2 separate regions of the Homo sapiens genome follow, and region 2 is linked to region 1. Evidence: read pairs that join two places in POLR2A ChIA-PET (ENCODE). Cell type or tissue: OCI-LY7. All regions are shown on one strand. Links, peaks and the distances in the headings refer to the core of each region. The heading gives the core; the rest is flanking DNA.

What was found. Peaks named below come from ENCODE experiments on the same cell type or tissue, not always from the same donor. Only the 100,000 strongest peaks of a DNase experiment are listed, where the experiment ranks them.
Region 2: POLR2A ChIA-PET joins it to region 1 with 7 read pairs; 2 of 35 experiments call an interaction of 5 or more read pairs at or near these places.

The regions. Positions count from the first base shown.
Region 1 is chr15:101,100,982-101,111,748 of GRCh38, reverse strand. All of the region lies in intron 1 of LRRK1-AS1 (LRRK1 antisense RNA 1), which reads left to right. Among named protein-coding and RNA genes, the nearest start is that of LRRK1-AS1, 45 kb to the left of the region's middle. RefSeq lists enhancers at 8,505-9,291, 9,292-10,079. In OCI-LY7, for the core only: no CTCF peak of the experiment used is centred there; no DNase peak of the experiment used is centred there.
Region 2 is chr15:100,929,053-100,939,819 of GRCh38, reverse strand. The region is part of intron 2 of LRRK1 (leucine rich repeat kinase 1); the gene reads right to left. Among named protein-coding and RNA genes, the nearest start is that of LRRK1, 15 kb to the right of the region's middle. RefSeq lists an enhancer at 9,549-10,502. In OCI-LY7, for the core only: CTCF peaks have their summits at 4,610 and 4,814 (motif pointing left); DNase peaks (open chromatin) are centred at 4,979 and 7,109; H3K4me3 peaks cover 3,234 bases; H3K27ac peaks cover 5,000 bases.

The DNA.
Region 1 (10,767 bases), core at 3,880-8,879:
CACCCAACAGGCCACAGAACAAGCTTTTCCCCGAGGAACCGAGACACCTGCTCAAGCCTCTGCTCATTGCTGTTGGTAGTTCTGCTTGTGGCCAGCAAAGCCACATAATACCTAGGACAGTTTGATGACATGCAGGGATGCCAGGAGGGAGCTTTTGAGACCAGGATGGTCCTGGGAAAGTTGGGGTGTCTGTGATCCTCAGTAAAGGTCAAGGCTGTGAGCTGGGAGAAGGAAGGAGGGATCCCGAGGAAGGCAGCCGAGGCAGGTGTTGGGGGTTCATGATGGAGGCATGTGGGGCCTGGGCCTGGCGAGGAGTGAGCAGGTCCCCAAGGGAAGGAGGAGCAGGGTGCCCTCTAGGCAGGGGCAAAGAGGCTGCCAAAAAGGGAGGAGTGAGAGGCCGATGGGGTCTGGGGGAGAAGCACCAGGAGAGGCAGGCCACGCCGAGCAGAGCCTGAATGCACATTAAGGGAGCTGAAATCCTAGGCTTCAGGTAAAGGATAGCAGAAGCAGCTCAGTCCCTCTGAGGCTGGGACCCAAAAATGTCCGGAAGGTTGGAAAAGGCCACCATCAGCGGGCGTTTGATGTCCGGAAGGTTGGAAAAGGCCACGATTGGCAAGCTTTTGTGAATGGGTCATCTCTCCCAGCATCCTGTGGGGTCAGCTGGTCCCACGGGAGCTGTGGGGGCCTCGAGCAGCTGCTACTGAGCCCCGGCACCTCCCTCACAGTCCAGATATTTCCAAGCTGTTCCTGCGTCCCTGGCTATCCTTCAGTGACCTCAGCCAGGATGGAAGATAAACCAGCCACTGAACACGCATCCCTGGGACCACAGCACCTGGCCAGCCTGAACCACACAGCGATGGGTCTTGGGCCTTCATTCCTGGGACCCCTCACCTGGTCAAAAAGGAGGTGGCTCCTCAAAGTTAGGGGCCCTCCAGGCTGTGGTGAAAGGCTGCTTCATGAATTGTGCACGAGGCCATATAGAGAGGGGATAATTCCGTGGTGGTAGAGATAGGGGCCTCGCATTAGAGGGCCTCGCTTTTCAAGATATTTAGAAACGCAACGGCTTATTTTTGGGAAAGAAATTTTCAAAAGTCCTGGGTGTAAATAAGTAAATAAATAAAGCTAAAAATGGTCTCCAAGCCTTGGAGTGGCCCGATGGGCCTTCCCTGAGATTGTCCACATGTGGGTGGGCTCTTTGTGCTAGTTAACAAAGCAGTCAGTTCCCTCGTTGTTACCATCTGTGTTAGTCCGTTTTGCATTGCTATAAAAGGATACCTCCGAATGGATAATTCACTAAGAAAAGAAGTTTATTTTGGCTCATGGCTCCGTAGACTGTATAAGCAGGGCACCAGCATCTACTCAGCTTCTGGTGAGGCCTCTGGAAGCTTACAGTCACGGTGGAAGGCAAAGGGGGAGCAGGTGTGTCACATGGGGAGAGAGGAGCAAGAGAGATGCCAGGCTGTTTTAAACAACCCCTTATCAAATGAATGAATCCAATGAGTGAGTGAGAACTCACTTGTCACCAATGGGTGGTGCTCAGCCATTCATGAGGGATCCATCCCCGTGACCCCAACACCTCCCACCAGGCTCCAACGCTGGGAATCCAACACCAGGGACCACATTCCAACATGGAATTTGGAGGGGACACACATCTAAACACATTACCATCAGTACTATTTTTGTGGACTACATGCACTCATGCCTTGACTCCTGACTTCCGTGGGCTGAAAGTACAGCAGCATTTTTTTTTTTTTTTTTGAAACAAGGTCTTGCTCTGTCACCCAGGCTGATGTGCAGTAGTGTGGTCCTGGTTCACCTCTGCCTCAATCTCCCCAGGCTCAGGTGATCCTCCCACCTCAGCAATTTTTAAAAATTGCATAAACATTGTCACCTTGCATCATGAAGACAATAAGTGACTTTAACATTTCTGTTTGCTGGGCACAGTGGCTCACACCTGTAACCCCAGCACTTTGGGAGGCTGAGGTGAGCGGGTTACCTGAGGTCAGGAGTTCAAGACCAGCCTGGCCAACACGGTGAAACCCCATCTTTACTAAAAATACAAAACTTAGCTGGGCGTGGTGGCATGCACCTGTAATCTCAGCTACTTGGGAGGCTGAGGCAGGAGAATTGCTTGGACCCGGGAAAAGGAGGTGGCAGTGAGCCTGTCTCAAAAACAAGCAAACAAAAAACGCATTTCTGTCGTTGTTATAGTGTGTGTGTGTGTGTGTGTGTGTGTGTGTGTGTGTGTGTGTGTTTTGAGACACAGTTTCACTCTCTTACCTAGGCTGGAGTGCAGTGGTGCCATCTCAGCTCACTGCAACATCCACCTCCCAGGTTCCAGCGATTCTCCTGCCTCGGCCTCCCGGGTAGCTGAGACTACAGGTGGGCACCACCGTGCCTGGCTAATTTTGTATTTTTAGTAGAGATAGGGTTTCACCATGTTGGCCAGGCTGGTCTTGAACTCCTGACCTCAGGTGATCCACCCACCTCAGCCTCCCAAAGTGCTGGGATTACAGGCAGGAGCCACTGTACCCGGCCGTCATTGTTGTCATAATGTGTGTGTAGTAAATTTCAGAAGAAAGAGAAAAGCAGTCACAACACCGGCATCCCCAGGCAACCATTTCCATGTTACGCTTTTCTTTGTTGTGATCTTTATAATTATTTCTTTAACAGGCAGGAGTAACGTGGGTGTCCAGAGCGGCCGTGGGCAGCCAGTGTGGATGCAGAGTGGGGGTAGACAGGTACGTGGACACTCAGGGACCAAGGTCCATCAGTAGCCCCTGGGGATCAGGAGGTAGGAGCCAGAAAGCGTGTCACCTCATGGGGGGATGAGGCAACTGACACACAGGGGCTGTGGGGAGACCCCCAGGGGCAGGCTGGCTTCTGCTGCTGAGCTGGACCTGTTAGGGGCTCCACTCCTAGCACTGGAGGCTTATTGTGGAGCTTCTGATGAATCCTCAGACCGAAGAGCTCCTGGTCTCTTGAGAGTCTCATTGGTGGTAAGTGGCAGGAATCGTTTACCATCAATGATAAGAAGCCCAGCCCACACCAGCTTAAGAAGAAAGGGCAATTTGTTGCCTCACATCACTGAAAAGCCCTGGGGCAGCACCAGCACTGTCGGAGTTGGGGTCTGAAGGCTATCGGCAGGCCCCTGCGCGGGTCGCACTCTTGGGAAGGCCTCCCCTTCCAGCAGCTACAGGCATACAGACCCCTCCGTGGAAGGGGAAAAGGATTAACTGATTGTGGAGGCCTGCGTCACAAGCCTATCAGCGCGGCTGGCTCTAACAAACTGCAGTAGACTGGGGGACTTAAACAAAAACCCCTTATTTCTCACAGCAGAGGCTGGGAAGTCTGAGATCAAAGCACCAGCAGGTCTGACATCTGGTGAGGGCCCACTTCAGGTTCACAGATGGCTGCTTTCTCTCTGTCCTCACATAGCAAAGAGAGAGATGAAGCAAGCTCCCTGGTGTCTCTTCTGATAAGGGCACTAATCCCACCATAAGGGGCTCCACCCTCGTGACCTTATCACCTCCCAAGGGCCCCACCTCCTAAGCCCAAGCCACTGGGGATTAGGGTGTCAATGTATGAATTTGGGAAAGACACAAACATTTAGTCCATAGCAGACACCCAGAACAAAATACAACCATTGGCTGGCTCAAACAGCAGAGAAATTCGTTTTCCCACAATCCTGAAGGCCAGAAGAAATCAAGGAGTTCACCTAGAGATCAAGGTGCTGGCAGGGGTGGTTGTTTCTCAGGCCCCTCTTATTGGCTGGGAGATGACTGTCTTCCTCTGGGTCCTCACGTGGTCTTCCCTCTGTGAGTGTCTGTGTCCTAATCTCTTCTTCTTATAAGGACAGCAGTCATATTGGATTAGGGCCCACCTATGTGACCTTGTTTTATCTTAATTACCTCTTTAAAGACTATATCAACCAGATATGGTTACATTCTGGGGTTCTGGAGGTTAAGATTTCAACATGTGAATTTTGGAGGAAGACAATTCAGTCTGCAACAGAAGATAAAGTCCCCGGCCCTAGGGGACCGGGGGTGGGGGTATGTGGGGGGAATGGTATCAGCTGCCTTTGATCACACCCTCACTGTCGGCCAGGAAAGGTGTCAATTGCTTCTCATATGTATGGTCATGATGGGGAGAAAGGTTGGCCTCTGCCAAGTGTCGAATGGTGGCTCCCATGAAGACATGTCCACATCCGAATTCCTGGAAACCTGAGGATGTGATCTCGGTTGGAAAAAGGGCCTTACAGATGTAATCAAGTGAAAGGTCTTGAGACGAGACCATTCTGGGTTACTGGGTGGGCCTTAAACCCAAGGACGAGTGTCTCCATAAGAGAAGAGGAGACACAGACACACAGAGGAGAAGGCCATGCAACTGCAGAGGCAGAGATTGGGGCAATGCAGCCACAGGGAACACCTGAAGCCACCAGATGCCGAAGCGGCAAGGGCCAACTCTCCCGCAGCGCCTCTGGAGGGGGGCATGGCCCTGGGACCCCTCAAGCTGGAATTTCTGGCTCCATCATTGTTTTGAGTCTCCAAGTTTGTGGTGATTTATTGTGGCAGCCCCCAGAAACGAATACAGCCCCTGAAAGTTAAATCATTAAAATATTTGAACAAAGTGTGGGTGATTCAATGGAACTGAACTCTGGGATTGCCTGTCAGGTTGAAGTCAGCCAGCACTTCCATCCAGCGAGGCAGGACGGGAAGAGGATGATGAGTTAGTAGGAGGAGAAGGTTTGGTGCAGAGAGGGGCAGCAGCCTGCAGAGGTGGGTTGCAGAATCCGGAGGTTTTGTGGGAGAGTCCCCAAATGTTTTGTTCATTTTCATTTTTCATTTATCATATACTTCTAACTATTTGCAAGATGTCCTGAGCCACACGAAGGCAGGCACACATGCACTTGCTCCTTTCTCTCTCTCTCTCACACACACACACACACTCTCTCTCTCTCTCTCTCTCACACACACACACACACACTCTCTCTCTCTCTCACACACACACACACACACTCTCTCTCTCTCCCCCCCGCCCCTCTCTCTCACCCCTCTCATTCTTTCTCTCTCTCTCTTTTTTTTTAAGACAGAGTCTCGCTCTGTCACCAAGGCTGGAGTGCAGTGGCATGATCTCGGCTCACTACAAGCTCCGCCTCCCGGGTTCACGCCATTCTCCTGCCTCAGCCTCCCGAGTAGCACCACGCCCGGCTAATTTTTTGTATTTTCAGTAGAGACAGGGTTCCACCATGTTAGCCAGGATGGTCTCGATCTCCTGACCTCGTGATCCACCTGCCTCGGCCTCCCAAAGTGCTGGGATTACAGGCGTGAGCCACCACGCCCGGCCTCATTCTTTCTCTCCCTTAATCTCACTCTCACTCCTACTCACACACATTCAGTGTGACCAACTACTTATAAATTTGAACTTAAATCATTGACTTTGCTGCTAGTTAACTCGATTTAGTGCAAACCTTAGAATAAAGCTGTTTTCATCCCTGTGACAAAACTGTTAACAATTGTTACCATTGAGAGCTAATTGTCTTTGTGAATCAAAACTTCCTTAATGTTCTAAAACAAGAAAAAAATGCAAAAATAAACTGGAAACAAGGCTGATGTAAATCCACCCACCATAAACTTCAGTGTTTAATGTCACCCCTGCCATGATTTGGACTCGAATACATATCATTCTTAAAGAAACACAGCCCAGATAGTAATTCCGATGTTATTTACACCTTTCCAAAACAGCTATTTGGCCTCCAGATATTTTTGCTAAAATCTCCAAGTGTGTTCCTATTTTTTAACGCTGAAATCCGAGGGGAACCTGGTAGGTGGCATTCTCTATGGAATATACCCTGCCCCCACCCTCATTATTTTCTTTCCCTTTGAAGACAGAAAAAGAAAACTGACCTCTTTGGCTTTTGTCCTTTGACTGAGAGCAGGGGAGCATGGCAGCTGTACAACTCCTCTTGTTAATAATTTTAACCCTGCCCGTCACGGTTATACAGTTGAATACATGAGATCCATTTACACCCATAAACTACTGCTTTGGTCTATTTTATAGACTAGCAATATGTGTCATAAAAGGGAGGGGGTCACTATTAACTGTAAACTTAAAAACCCACTGGCATGGAAAGAGGAAGTCCAGGCAGTTAGTGGCTGTCTGGATTTATCCATCAGGTCCAAGGGGATGAGGCTAGATTAGGCCCTAACTTTCATGGCGTTCCCCCCTTGTCTGCAGTCTGCAGCCCCCAAAACTCCTCAACCCCTGAGATCCCCTCTGAGGCCCATCAGGTGCCATTCCAATGACTCAGCTTTCTGGAAATTCCAGCCAGAAATCCTTCTGGGGGAATCCATTCATTTAGCTCCTTGAAAAGGCACCTCTCAAAGTAAATTAACAATTTGGCAGTTCTGTTTCAACACTGAAGTCTGCTGTGAGTTTGATCACATGAGTCAGGTTCCCCAAGTCTTCCAAGAGCCATGGGACATTTGCCTGTGAAATGCCAGCCCGGGGCTTCCTGGCGAAAACCCAGATCATCACCATTCCTTGTCATCTCTCATCAGGGTGACATCGGATGATAAACAGTATAAGCGTCAGGATTAGTTTGTCAAGAGTAGGACATTTGGAGCCAGGCAATGTGGCTCATGACTATAGTCCCAGCCACTTAGGAGGCCAAGGCTGCAGGATCACTTGAGGCTAGGAGTTCAAGACCAGCCTAGGCAACATAGCTCGACCCTGTGTCCACAAAAGGAAAAAAAATTAGCTGGGCATGGAGGTGTGTGCCTGTAGTTCCAGCTACTTGGGAGGCTGAGGAGGGAAGATAGCTTGAACCCAGGAGTATAAGGCTGCATTGAGCTATGATTTGCGCCCTTGTACTCCAGCCTGGGCAGCAGAGTGAGACCCCATCTCTTTAAAAGAGTGGGGATATTTTGGTACAAGCCATCTGGCTTCAGGTAAACCCCTGCCAGGGTGTGGCCTGTGGAAGGCGGGACAGTCAGCTCACGTTCTGGAAGGCCACACCAGTGAGTGCCAACTGTGGTGACATCCGACTCATGAAGGGTTTGTGTGGTTTGGGACACCACTTAGTGGAGGATTTCTTTTTGAATCTGGACCCCTGCTAGTCTCATCCCAAGACTGGCTGTTAAGGAGGCGCTTGCCATGCCATTGCGGGGAATGTCACTAGGTTCTGGGTGACGAGGGGTGAGTCCTGTGCTTGCACATGAGGATACTCTGTTTGTCACTTGGTTCTGGGTGACGAGGGGGTGATTGCACACGAGGATACTCTGTAGGCACCAATTCTGTAAGTAAAGCTGGAGTGTAGACGGGTGACCCAAGGCTGACTGGTTTCCGGATTATGACAGGGAAAAAAAAGTGCTTAAGAAAGCTTGGGATAGCTGCACATTCTTTCCCAGCATTATGACAAGTGCAATCAACATTTGCTGCCTAAAACCTGGCTGCAGCCCTGGACCATCTGTGGGACGGGGCAGCTGCCATGTTGCCACTTGCTCATCTGACTTTGTATTGGTCGGTGGCTCCAAAATGCATCGGAAAGTGAAGTTGCCTTTCATTTGGAACTGATGCGGATGCCTACTCAGCTCCTGTTAGGGCGTGGGCTTTGAAGGGAGCTAAGAAATTCTCTAATGTTGGCAAAAAGTCCATATTCTAATTAGTGTTCAAAGTAGATAGTAGCCCTTTCCAAGCAAAAATCTCCTGTCCTGGAGGAGAAGGCCTTATCAGCCTGGATGTCTTCTCCCATTTCTAACCATTTTGGAAAGTAATGACGATGCGTGCTTTAAATTTATCAGAGGATCTTCCAAAGGTGCAAATGCAATTTGTGGGCATGGGGACTGTCACTCTGGAGTCCTCTGTGTCCCGCCTGGGAGAGTGTTCTGGGCTTTGTGGTTTGAAGGGCATGGTTCCAGCAGTGGTGCCTGTGTCACCTCCTCCCACTCCACACCCAGGGCAGACATCACCAGCCGATCACAGCATCTCTTCCCCAACCCACACCCGCTTCCCAACACCTTGCTTCGGGCAGCACTCCCAGTGACTCTTGCCTGTTTGTCTCTCTGGGCTTATTATTCAACAATTATCAAGTGCTAGGCACTGAAATGGTGCTGGGAATGCAATGGTGAGGCAAAGGAGAAAAAGCGTCGGCTCTGGTGTTGTTTATAGTCTACGAGGGGCTGATGTGGCAAGGGGACCACAGGAACAAATGTACAATTACGCCAGAGGTAGGACAGGCATGCTGCTGGGAGAACTCATTCTGGGGACATTGAGAGGAGAGACAGTTGGGTTCTGGAGGGTGGAGGGGGGAGTGTGAGTGGGAGCTCCGGAAGGGGCGCCTGGCAGCGGGGGGAGGAAGGTTGTCCAGTGTGGCTGTGGCACAGCTGGCCTACAGGTCTTTTTATTTTTTTTTTTTTTGAGACAGAGTCTTACTCTGTTGCCCAGGCTGGAGTGTAGTGGCGTGATCTTGGTTCACTGCAACCTCCACCTCCTGGGTTCAAGCAATTCTCCTGCCTCAGCCTCCCGAGTAGCTGGGGTTACAGTCATATTCCACCATGTCTGGCTAATTTTTATATTTTTAGTAGAGATGGGGTTTCGCCATGTTGGCCAGGCTGGTCTTGAACTCCTGACCTCAGGTGATCCACCCACCTTAGCCTCCCAATGTGTTGGGATTACAGGTGTGAGCCACCGCCCCTGACCAACCTATGAGTTTTGAGCGCTAAGACATCAGACCAGACAGGGCCTTGCAGGCCACACTGAGGCTCGTGGGCATCACTGAGAAGGAGCAAAGCAGCCCCTGGTGTCTAGGAGCTGGCCAGGCCCCTAGAGCTGGGCCTTGTGTTGTTAGGAGCTGTCCTGGCACTCCCAGCCCTGCCCTGCTGTCCTCACAGAGCACCAACAAGGTCCCCTGCAACCGTTGGGAAGTGCAACAAGGCCACCCTGCAGTCGTGTCTAAGCACAGACAAAAGCCAGGTCACAGTGCAAGCCAACAGCAGCAGATGCCCTCTCTGGGTTAAACTGAGTGAGGCTGCTTCCTTCCCTGCTGTGGGCTGCCCTCCCTGCAGATAAGATGTATAGGGGTGTCCCATCAGAGGCCTGTCCCCGCTCCTTGAGAGCACCCAATCTAGAGCAAAGCCTACTTCTTTGAACCCACCTCAAAGTCACCATTCTCTGTGGAGGCACCCCATGGCTGCCAGGGGTGGGGGCATCCTCCTGTTCAGCCTGCACCTGTTCAGCCACCGGTGATGTTCACAAGGAGCCCAGGGTTGGGGAAGGGGTGATGTTGCCATCTTCTCTTTTCTCTCATCCTCCTCTTGCTCAGGTCTGACCCCTAGTGAAGGGGCAGTGTGGGAGAGGAGGGGACGCAGCTGGGAGGATGCGACCTGACCACTGCCCTCCTGGTGATCCGGCATGGGTTCCCTGAGACCCAACAGGCTGCTTCCAAATGATCCTCATTTCTGGGCACTGAGCTCTCCAGGAGGTGCTCCACTTCACACTCCCTGGGGACAGTCATGCTGACTGTCCTTGACCTGGTGAACTCATTTCCTTAAGGGCTGGTGCCTCGAGCCTCCCTCTAGCTGGGTCCTCGGGCCCCCCTACAGCTGTCCAGGCTGTGTGGCCCACAGCACTCAACTTTTGGTTTGACTTTGGCAATGCGCCTAGCCTTACCTTCACTCTGCCATCCCAGTGCTGGCTGGGGATGGCCAGCTTTTATTTCCTTATTTGTCCCCTCCCATGTTCCATTTTTATCCTATCAGAATGCCCTTTTTTCAATCCTCCCTTAGATTGGCTACTTTTAGGATCCTGCTAATTGGTGTGTTTTACAGAGTGCAGATTGGTGCATTTTACAATCCTCTTGCTGGCTACAGAATGCTGATTGGTGCGTTTTACAGAGCACTGATTGGTGCATTTTACAATCCTCTTGCTAGCTACAGAGCACTGATTGGTGCGTTTTACAATCCTCCTGTAGGACAGAAAAGTTCTCCAAGTCTCTGCTCCACCCAGGAAGTCCAGTTGGCTTCACCTCTCACCAGCTGTGTGCCAGACCATCGGGCATCCTCAGGAGGGGTGGATCCGTGGTGTGTCCAGTGCTGCAGGGGAGCAATAGTGAGATTTGTGGGGGTCCTCACAGAGCCCTGTTTATGCGATTGGAGATGGGGAGGGAAGCGCTGTCTGCTCTCCTTCAATGTGGGGCAGCTAGAGCGCTTCCCTAAAATCCGCTCCTCATCCCCAACAACCCCTGAAGCTTTATTTCCCCACTGCGGGTGAGGAGGCTGGGAGGCTGCGGGGTCCCAGCCTGGAATGTGGAATCGCTTGTGGGGCTGCTTCCGAGGAAACTTCCACAGCGTGTGCCCGCACCAGGCTCTCAGAGCTTCTGGCACACAGCTGTTCGGTCCCGAGCTGGTCAGTCTCGGGTGGTCTAGGGGCAGGAGGGGGACCCCAGGACTCTCATCCTTCCTTTCCACCTGTATCCCTCAGCGGGATCCTGCTTCCCCCGGGTCTTGAAACCGGCTGGGAATGAATGAGCTTGGCCCGGCCTGCCTTCGGGTAATTAATACTCATCTCCGGAGGGGCCTGAGGACCAGAGGTTTGCATCGTCTCACTTCCCCTGGCACCGAGGGCCCCAGCCGTCATGGTGGAGGGGCGCTCCGGAGCGAGCTTTGTTCGTGGGATCTGGCCAAGCAACGAGCCATGGAGCCTGTGTCTGACAGCTTCCCTGGTGAGGTGAGGCCGTGAGGGTCACCATTGCCCTGGAGCCTGTGTCTG
Region 2 (10,767 bases), core at 2,877-7,876, 170 kb after region 1:
AATAAGAAAACTAAGAGAAAAAAACCCAACTATTTACCCCGACTTTGCTGTACAAACTGTAACTCAGGGTACCACAGAGTTAATGGAAGAAATTTCTTCTTTAGAGATCACTTTCAGCTGATAAATGAAGAAGGTAAGATAGACTTAAAATAACACCACTTTGCAACCTCAAATTAAATAATTGATCTAAGCAACCATCAATGACTGATAAAACCATTGTGTGAAAAGTCGAAAAACCATTAGGACGTTTATAAAGAGTGATTGCGCTGACACCACTGAAAATCATTAAAAAACTCTAAACATCAGAGAGAGACAATTAGACATTCTGTGACTAGGTGATGCAGGAGGAAGAACCCACCATCTATTGGGCATTTTTGCCAAAACATCTTACTAAATCTAATCAGGCCTCTGGATCTACAAAAACATAGGGAAGGTGGGAACATGTCAGGCCACACATAGAAATGCAATTGCCAAAAATCCAGACTGTGGAAAATTGCAAAGGACAAACAATATGGCTTTATCAACAAAAGAAACTGCAATGAAAAAGAAATTGAGGGAGAAAGATAGAAATTAAGAGACTTAGGAACTGTACTGTCCCATGTCCCAGCATGCAAGGGCACTGACTCAACAAACCTGCCCCAAACAAACCAGTGATAAAAACAGAGACAATGCAGGACATTTGAACACTGACTAGATATTTGATATTTTGACTTTTTTATTTATTTTGAGATGGAGTTTCACTCTTGTTGCCCAGGCTGGAGTGCAATGGCATGATCTGGGCTCACTGTAACGTCCATCTCCTGGGTTCAAGCGATTCTCCTGTCTCAGTCTCCCGAGTAGCTGGGATTACAGGTGCCCGCCACCATGCCTCGCTAGTTTTTTGTATTTTTAGTAGAGATGGGGTTTCTCCATGTTAGTCAGGTTGGTCCCAAACTCCTGACCTCAGGTGATCCACCCACCTCAGCCTCCTAAAGTCCTAGGATTACAGGCATGAGCCACCACACCCGGCCCTCTCCAGCCAAGGGTCCAGCCTGGGTCTCCCCTCTCAGAAGCCTAGCCTGTCAACAGCATGCTATTGTGGGCATACATTAACATACACTTTTAAACATACATTTAAACGTATGTTAAATGTATTTTGTTTTTTCTTTTCTAGACTTCTTAAGCTATAAGTATGGAATTGGGTTCTAAATCATCTGGAAAGAGAGAGAAGGGGGTTTACATGGATGCAGATTGGCCATGTGGGGGAAGGAGGGAGGATGGCAGAAGGTGGGTTACCTGCATGGGAGGAGTAAGTTCCAGTGCACCAGAGCACTGGAGGGGGAATCGAGTTAACAATAGTTTGTGGTCTGTTTTCAAAAAGCTAGAAGAGTGGCTTTTGCATGTTCCCAACACCAAGAAATGAAAAATGTTTGCGGTGATAGATATGCTAATTATCCTTATTTGATCATTACACATTGTATACATGTATCCAAGTATCACTCTGTATCCCATAGACAAGCACAATTATTACATGTCAACTAAAAACAAGAGGGTTAAAAAAAAGATTGCCCATGTGTGATAATTACTGAAATTGGGTAATGGGTACAAAGGGGTGCATTTTAATATTCTCTCTACTTGTGTACTGTGTTCAAAAGTTTCTGTAATAAAAAATTTTAAAAAGTGGCCGGGTGTGGTGGCTCACATCTGTAATCCCAGCACCTTGGGAGGCTGAGGCAAGTGGATTGCTTGAGCTCAGGAGTTCGAGACCAACCTGGGCAACATGGTGAACCCCCATCTCTACAAAAAAAAAAAAAATACAAAAATTAGCCAAGCATGGTGGTGTGCGCCTGTAGTCCCAGCTACTTAGGAGGATGAGGTAGGAGGATCGCTAAAGCCCAGGCTGTCAAGGCTGTAGTGAGCCGAGAGGTCGCCACTGCACTCCTGCTTGGGTGACAGAGTGAGACCCTGTCTCTAAGTAAGTAAGTAAATAAATAAAGAAATAAATAGGCTGGGCGCAGTGGCTCACGCCGGTAATCCCAGCACTTTGGGAGGCCGAGACGGGCGGATCACGAGGTCAGGAGATCGAGACCATCCTGGCTAACACGGTGAAACCCCGTCTCTACTAAAAATACAAAAAAATTAGCCGGGCGTGGTGGCGGGCGCCTGTAGTCCCAGCTGCTTGGGAGGTGGAGGCAGGAGAATGGCATCAACCTGGGAGGCAGAGCTTGCAGTGAGCTGAGATCGCGCCACTGCACTCCAGCCTGGGGGACAGAGTGAGACTCCGCCTCAAAATAAATAAATAAAATAAAATAATAAATAAATAAATAAACATTTTAAAAAAAGAAATCTAAGACAAAAATATAACATTTTAAAGTTCCACGTAGCTAAAGACTTATGAAAAGAGAAAAATGTGCCATTTTGAGTCCAGGCCTAAAAACTGTGGTTTCTGAGGCCAATAAAAAAGGGGAACTAAATAGTAGCCCTGATTCTTTGGAAGAGACGGCAATTGGTAGTAAGTTTGGGTAGGGGGCGGGAATGGGTACTTTTTATTGTATTCCCTTTTGTACTTCTTTTAAATTGTGTGTAAGTATATGATTCATCTATTAAAAATGAATAAGATAGTTTAAAAATATATTTTAAAATCCTGAACCATTATCAACTTCATGCTAAAATATTCGAAAATCTAGATTAAATGGATAACTATCTAAAAATTGTATTGCATAAAATAACTCAAGAAGAAATAGAACATTTACATAAACCTATAACCTTTAAAGACAGAGAATCAATAGTGAGACATCTACCCATTAAAAAGCACCAGGCCTGTATGGTTTTATAGGCAAAGTGATGTATTCTGCTTCTTGGAAAATATAGGACATACTTATATTATCAAACTTATGTTGGTTGAAGAAGCAAGATGCAAAAAGACTGGCATAGTATGAAAATATTTAATCCAACATTTTTAGTATGGAAACTGTTCTGAAAGGAGCAGGATTGACAAAACAGGACTCTGGTTACCCCATCCCTACCACAGCTGGACAATGAGCCAGCTGAGATGCCTCCTTCTCCCAGCTGAAGTGATAGCACCCAAGCTCAGTTTCCCATGGGTCTAGTGGCTCATCATAGAGGACTGCACATCCCACAGACCCCAAGTTGCCCCATAGAAGCAGCCAGCACCCACAGCTAGCATGCTATTGACAGGCTGGGCTCTGAGAGGGAAGACCCAGGCTGGACCCTTGGCTGGAGTAGAACCCAGCCCCATCCAGCCCTATCCAGTAGATGCCCTGGCATAGCTTCTTGTTAAAGGAGAGGCTGGGGGCCACATGCCATGCCATCTTGCAGATTCAGGCTTTGTGATTTTCTTTCTCTTAATAAAGCCTATTCCCTAATCTCAGTGGATGACATTGTGGAGTTCATGCCAACCCCTGCGCAATAGATGGTAGCCCAGGGGGAATCCACCTGGCAAGGCAGAAATGATACCATGTATTTACAGACACACACACACATACAGCCATAAAGGGTTCAGACTAACTTCAGAATAATGGCTACCCCTGGAGTTGAAGGAGAGCAGTGATCAGGGAGAGATCCAAAGGCGTTCTGGCTGTACCTGTAAGGTTTGACTTCTTAAAATATTTTCTTTGTAGCAAAAATGACAAAATAACGAATGTTGGTTAAATCTGAGTGATGGGTACATCTTTGATCCCTCCTTCCTTTACTCGTCACTCACCTAACCCGTATCAAAGCCTGCTCCTCTCACCAGGAGGTAGAGTCTATTTCCTGTGCCGGCCTAAATCTGGACTGGCCTTTGACTTGTTTTGACCCACAGGTAGTGGCCGAAGTGATGCTGTACCAGGTCTAGGCCTATGCCTTGGGAGGCCTAGAGGCTTCTGCTGCTAAACTCCAAGAATTCGGCAGTAGGCTGTAAAGAAGCTTGGGCTAGACATGCGGTGGATGAGAAGGTGTGTGGAAGAGAGAGAAGTCATGTGGAGGAGCACGGAGGGGCCAGACATGGGAGTGAAGCAAGAAGAACCACCAGCTGGGCCCTGCCTAGATTCCTGACCCACAGAAACCTGGGAAATGATCATTCGTTGTTCTTTTAAGCCAGCAAGTGATAGGGTGGTTTGTTACATACTTGTGTGTGGATACCCACACAAGTCCTGATAGCTTTATTTTGAGACCTATTCCCAGTGCATTCTCTTCCTCCCACTGCTACCCCACCATCCTGGCCCTCCTGGTGCCTTCTCTCCAGGGCTCTGGCAATAGCCTTCTAATTCCCTAAATAAAACCATGCAGCTCCTCAGATGTGTCCATCAGCCTTGGAACAAAATCTACACTCCTGCTGTGAAGGCTTTACCTCTCCAGCCCCATTTGGTGCTTCTCTCACTCTGCCCCAACTGCACAGGCCATCTTGCGGTCAGTCAAACCTACCGAGCTCATTCCCGCTGCCCAGCCTTTGCACTCACTGATGCCTTGCCAGGAGCACCATTTCCCCAGCTCCTTTACAGGACTGACCTGATTCCATTCACTTCATTCTGTGTAAATGCCACCTCCCCCCAGACACCTTCCCTGATCTCTGACCAGCAGTAGTGCCCTATGCCTGTCACTCTCCATCCCTGCAACCTGGTTGATTTCTGTCATGGCCCTGTTCACTCCTGACAGTAGAGTGCAGGTTTATTTACTGTGTTTCCCCTGCTGGAATAGAAACATCATGAGGACATTTTCCTGGCTTCCCAGAGCCCTGACCATAGCAGGCTCTGACATAGCCTGGAGTGTAGGACTAAGACCAGGCACAAGAGGGAGGGCTGAGCAGATCATTCTCTGTTATTTTCAGTATGTTCAATAAACCCTCTTCTTCCCAGCCTTCCTGTGGCTGCCTCCTTCTGGTCAACTGAGCAGACCTGAGATTCAACATCAATGTCTTACCTAATAATAAATCAAAATGGCCACACTGTGCCTCTTTTGTACATGATCTTACTCTAATGCTTCATTGAGCATCACTCTCTGGTTTTCTTCTTCCTTCCTTTTTTTTTTTTTTTTTTTTGAGACAGTTTCTTGCTGTGTCACCCAGGCTGAAATGCAGTGGTGTGATCTCTGCTCACTGCAGTCTCTGCCTCCTAGGCTCAAACAATCCTCCCACCTCAGCACCCCCAAGTAGCTGGGACCACAGGTGTGTGCCTCCACGACCGGCTAATTTTTTTTTTTTTTTTTTTTTTTTTTGTAGAGATGGGGTTTTGCCATGTTGGCCAGGCTGGTCTCAAACTCCTGAAGTCAAGTGATCCACTTGCTTGGCCTCCCAGAGTGCTGGGATTACAGGCATGAGCTACCTTGCTCAGCTCTCTTGTTCTTTGCTGTCTACTTTTCCTGCTACAACTGGAAGCCCTGTAAGGGCAGAGGCCACACTCCTGCTGTGTCCCCAGCATCTGGAACAGTGTCCTCCACAAGTGGATGCCTAAGAATGGTTGAAATAATCATGCTGAATTAATAAAGACAAACACAAAGCTGGGGCTTAGAAGAAATGTAGAGAATGCAGAGGTCATTAAAAAGAACTTCAAAAATAAGTGCCAGTGAAAAATATTTTTCTGCCAGCATTTTCACTGACTTAGTATCCTAGGAAGTTGCTTTCTATGTAATTTATAGACATTCTTTGCCTATAAAGTCAGCTGACTGCAAATTTCCCTAATAATGCTTTGAATCATATAATTATTGATTTGTCTGGAATTCACTGTAAAATATTGGTTTCAATACATGATTTTGACATCTTAAATAAATAAATAAAAATTAACTGAGAAGATAAGACTGACACCAAAATAAAATAAAATAAATGGCAATTAGGATCCTCTGGGAAATTCAAGAAAATACTGTGTACAAAACACAGGAGCACAACGCTATGAAAATAAACAACCAAGAACAGGAAAGAGTTTTGGAAATTAAGACTGAGTTCCAAAATGAAATGTTCAATAGACAGGTTAGAAGATGAAGTCAAGCAAATCTTTTTTTTTTTTTTTTTTTTTTTTTTTTTTTTGAGATGGAGTCTGGCACTGTGGCCCAGGCTGGAGTGGAGTGGTGTGATCTCAGCTCACTGCAACCTCTGCTTCCCAGGTTCAAGCGATTCTCATGCCTCAGCCTCCTGAGTAGCTGGGACTACAGGTGTGTGCCACCATACCCGGCTAATTTTTGTATTTTTAGTAAAGACGGGGTTTCGCCACGTTGGCCAGGCTGGTCTGGAACTCCTGACTTCAAGTGATCTGCCCACCTCAGCCTCTCAAAGAGCTGTGATTACCAGTGTGTTACTGGACCTGGTCAAAAGTTTATAAACATTAAGAAAAAGAACAACAGTTGGAAAATGTGAGCGAAAAGATAAGCAACCTGTATCTTAATTAATAGGAGTTCCAGAAAAACAAACAAAACAAAACTATAGCGAAAGCAGAAGAGAAAAATATTATCAAAGAAAATACAAGAAATGTCCCATGCATGAAAGGGATACATGCTTGGCCCACCCAGTGCCAAGCAGCAGGAATGGAAGAGGACCCTCACCCAGGTCTTTCGTTGGAAAATTTTGGAAGACCAAGCACACAGGGAAGATTCTGAAAGCTTCTGAAAGGGAAAACCAGGTCACCACAGGGCAGTGAGAATCACACCACATCAGAGGACAAGGGAGAAGGTTCCAAAGGCAGAGGATTCCAATTGAGATCGCAGGAGAGGGCAAAATAAAGATGCCCTCAGGAACACAGAGTCTCCTGCAGGAGCCTCCCAGGAGGCCTTTCTTAGGCATTTTCTTGCTGATGCATTCCAATTAAATAAAGGTGCAAAGTAAGAGTCCTGGGTGGGAGGCGGGAGGCCGATGGAGGTAGCAGGGAAGGGGGTGATTCTCATCTCCAGGGCTCCACAGAACACTGGGTCTCCAGGCACTCGTCATCACGAAGGGAACATGTCATTTAAAGTCACAAATGTAACCTAGGGATGAGTCAGCCCCAAAAGAATGAAATGCAGAGGGAGCAGCAGATAGATGGGGTGCAAAAGGGAAGGAAATATTCATTTATTATGGCAGGAAGTCAACAGGCACTGTTTCAACGGATCAGCAATAGAGAGGTGCAGGCATCTTCTTTACATTGAGAAATGATAATTACCTGAAGAACTAAAACCAGAAACAGGAAATAACAACTCTTTTGGGAAGTTGACACTGGGGCAGGGCCTTGTTGCTTTTCCTATATTATAGTCCCTTCTGTCTGACAGCCTTCATTAACCAGGGGTATGCCTTCCTTTGATAATTTTTAATGTGCTTGTTCTGTGATCCCGCCATTCTGCTGGGGCATATGCAGTAATATTCAACTCTTAGAAGCAAAAGGTAGAAAGAATCTAAAGACCCTTTAATAAGACATTGATGAAAGATGGTTGGATTCACACCAGATGTGGTGCATATAGAGGGAACTCTGAGACATCCTCAAGGGAAAAAAGTTGTACAATAGTATGTACAACTGAATATGCATGTAAAACCAGAAATATATACAAAGATAACCATACATGTGCTTTGGAAGAGGTTAGGAAGAAAACACACTCAGGCCAGGTGCTGTGGCTCACGCCTGTAATCTCAGCACTTTGGGAGGCCGAGACGAGTGGATCACTTGAGGTCAGGAGTTCCAGACCAGCCCGGCCAACATGGTGAAACACCATCTCTACTAAAAATACAAAAATTTGCTGGGCGTGGTGGCGAGTGCCTGTAATCCCAGCTACTCAGGAGGCTGAGGCAGGAGAATCGCTTGAACCCTGGAGGTGGAGGTTGCAGTGAGCCGAGGTTGCGCCATTGCACTCCAGCCTGAATGACAAGAATGAAACTCCGTCTCAAAACAAACAAACAAACAAAAAGAAAACACACTCAGCTAACAGTGATTACCCATGGGCATGATGGAAAGGGGGCCAAGAATAACTGTGGCTTTCTCTTATCATGTCAATCCACTGTGTGAATTGTGGAATTCCATATAAATAACTTTTTTCTTAACCTTCAGGGAGGAGTCAGGCACCAGGAGAATGCTCATAGTGCACTGTCAGGCAGCGGTTCTTCGCTTGCTTCTTATTTTTGAACCCGTGGGTGCTGGTGAAGGTTGCACAGAGACTGGAGTGACGGCCCACTGGAGCCATTTTTGCCTGGAAGCTGGGGTGGGGGCAGAATGACTGGAGGAGCCCTGCCCTGGCCTCCCGCGCCAGCCCCACCAGCAGATCGAGGCCCTGAACCTTCCATCTCTAACCCTGCAGGTGTGGGCCACCTGTGACCACCCACTTGCCTCTCTGAGTTCACACGGCTGTGTCAAGTCCAAACTAAGCTGCTAACAGGAACTTCAGAGAGCCATTCCTGTCCACTTACATTCAATTTCTAACCTCAAATTTGCATCGTAACATGGCTTCATATTTAAAATAATCGATTAAGATGTTCTCTGCCTTTAAATATCTCTGAGTCACTGAAAAGTTCAAAGTGTCACGTAAGTTATTTTTGTTCTCGGTTCTCCTGAAACGACCAGGTAGGTGATTTTAAGCCAACATTTGGCAATGTGCCACGGCCCCTGGGTGCTGGATGTTGAATGGAGGATGAGAGGATGTCGCCAGGCACAACCCCAGCAGCATTAGCAAAAGGAACTGCAATCCTCAAAAGTTCTTTACAGTTGAAAATACAAGTTCTGATTAATGTGTGCTTCTTTGTGCAGCATGGGGGTGATGAGCTCAGGAAGGACTCTATTGCTTGAGATATGTGTTTCTGTTCGGTTTTCTCGTTTCTTTTTTATGACAAATGTCACCCAATAAGTAGCAAGATGGCTAAGTGGAATCTGGACAAACTGAACCCAAGGGTGGCCTGAATAGTGAAGGGACTCAGAATTGGGACTTCCAAAGAATAATAGCAGCTTCTTATTTTCATTCATCAAACTTTCCAAAAATGTGCGTGCAATTCACACACTCAAGTTTAGACTTACATGGCATTGGGAGTGGTGGGAGGGCTCCATTCCCAGAGAACTAAAGAATTTCATAAAAATCCCTAGTGATGGCTCCTTCAAAGTCTGACTCAGGCAAACCAGGAGGGGTGAAAATCCTTGTCGCTCTGCACAGGGGCCTGGGGAGGCCCACATGGACATCTCCCTGCTCTCAGGCTACTGATCTCTTCATGGGGGCCAGGGCAGATGGCTGGTAAGAAAATCTTCTCTCTTGGTGGCTGAATGCATGCCAAGTGAGCCTGGGCTGCTCCCTAGCAAGCACAGAGGCCACCAGATAGGGCTGCCCTGCACACCCCACATAAAGGAGGCCAAGTCAGGAGCAAGTGTGGGGTGGGGGAGGCCAGGGAGGGGGTGAGGACTGGGGCTCTGGTGAGCTACCACATTCAGGCTTGGGCCACCTAGGATGGGGTGGATCAGTGGGGGTGCTCCTGAAAGCCGGTCCACGGCAGGGTGGGGAAGCAGGTAGGGGCAGCTCTCCCTGTGGACCCAGGTGTGTATGGCCTAATAATTAGCCCACAGACAGACTGAGAAGTCAAAAAACTCTTGGATATCCAAGCGGAACGTGTAAAGTTGCCGGCGGCCTGTCCGTGGGATGGCTTACTCAGCCTAAAAAGGAATCTGCAGGGAGGGCAACACATCTGCTTTTAGTGACTCCAAGAAATGGGTTAAGGGATTCCGATCTGTCTAAATGAATAAAGCCTGGTGCAAAGAGAGCCCCACAGCATCCACTTCCTACCAGAGCTGCCCACAGAAAGGCTGGCGTTGTTTGCTAGGGAGTCAGCTCCCCATTGCTAGAAGTAAGCAAGCACATTCCAGACAAGTAACCAGGAGAAGATCTAAGCCTCAGGTTAAAACGAATGTTCAAAGGCTCATCAAGGGCCTGGAGCATCTGTAGCTGGCCTCTGCTTTGTAAGCATGAAGCACAGCTGTGCTAACTGCCACCTGCATGGATGGACGCACACAGCCACCTCGCCTGCCACCTGGGCCACCAATCAGCTTCCCTGTCCTTCTCCTCACTCATTAAAAGATTCCTGACCAGACGTGGCTGTGCTCCCTGGAGGGGCTGGTGAACTCCTGCAGCCAGGCTGGAATCTCCTTCCCTGCAAGGCCCTGCCTGCCCTGTTTCCTGTGGCTCTCACGGTGTGAACACAGCCCAGCACGTTCAGGCAGGAATCCAACAGGAGGAACAGGTCAGAGATGTGGGCTGGCTCATCACTGGGGATCTGTCCCTCGTAGACTTTCCTGCTGTGGCCTGACAAGAAGGCTGGCTGCCACCCTAGAGGCTCTTCCTAATTTGATCTATTTCCTAGTTCTATTTCTGGAAGGCAGGAAGAGACCCTACTTGAGCAAACCTCTTAGCTCCTATATTAAGGAGTTGTATTTCAAATACAGATTCGCAAAAGCCAAAGGAGAAAAAAACAAGACATTGGAAGTAGCCATGAAACAACCTGGGATTTGAAGAACTTCTGGAATGTTCCTTCTCCTCCTTTGGTCCATGCTGGGTCCGGTGGTGGGCAGTGCTCTGAGAGGTGTGTGACTGTGGCAGGGCTTTCAGGACCGAAGCGACGGCCACTCACAGAGAGCTGGGGGGGCGAGCCACTGCCTGGGTGATGTCTGCTCAAGTTCCACCCACCCTCCGCAATCCAGAAGTCTTCCCAAGTATTCTCCACCTGAATTATGTGGAAGTTTCCTGACTTCTCTACTTTCCAGGACAGCTCTCCTTGGCTGGCGGGACTGGTTTTTCCACTCTGGCTGGTGTCAGACATACTCAGAAGAATGAACATCTAATGACATGTTTGTCAAAGTAATGCGC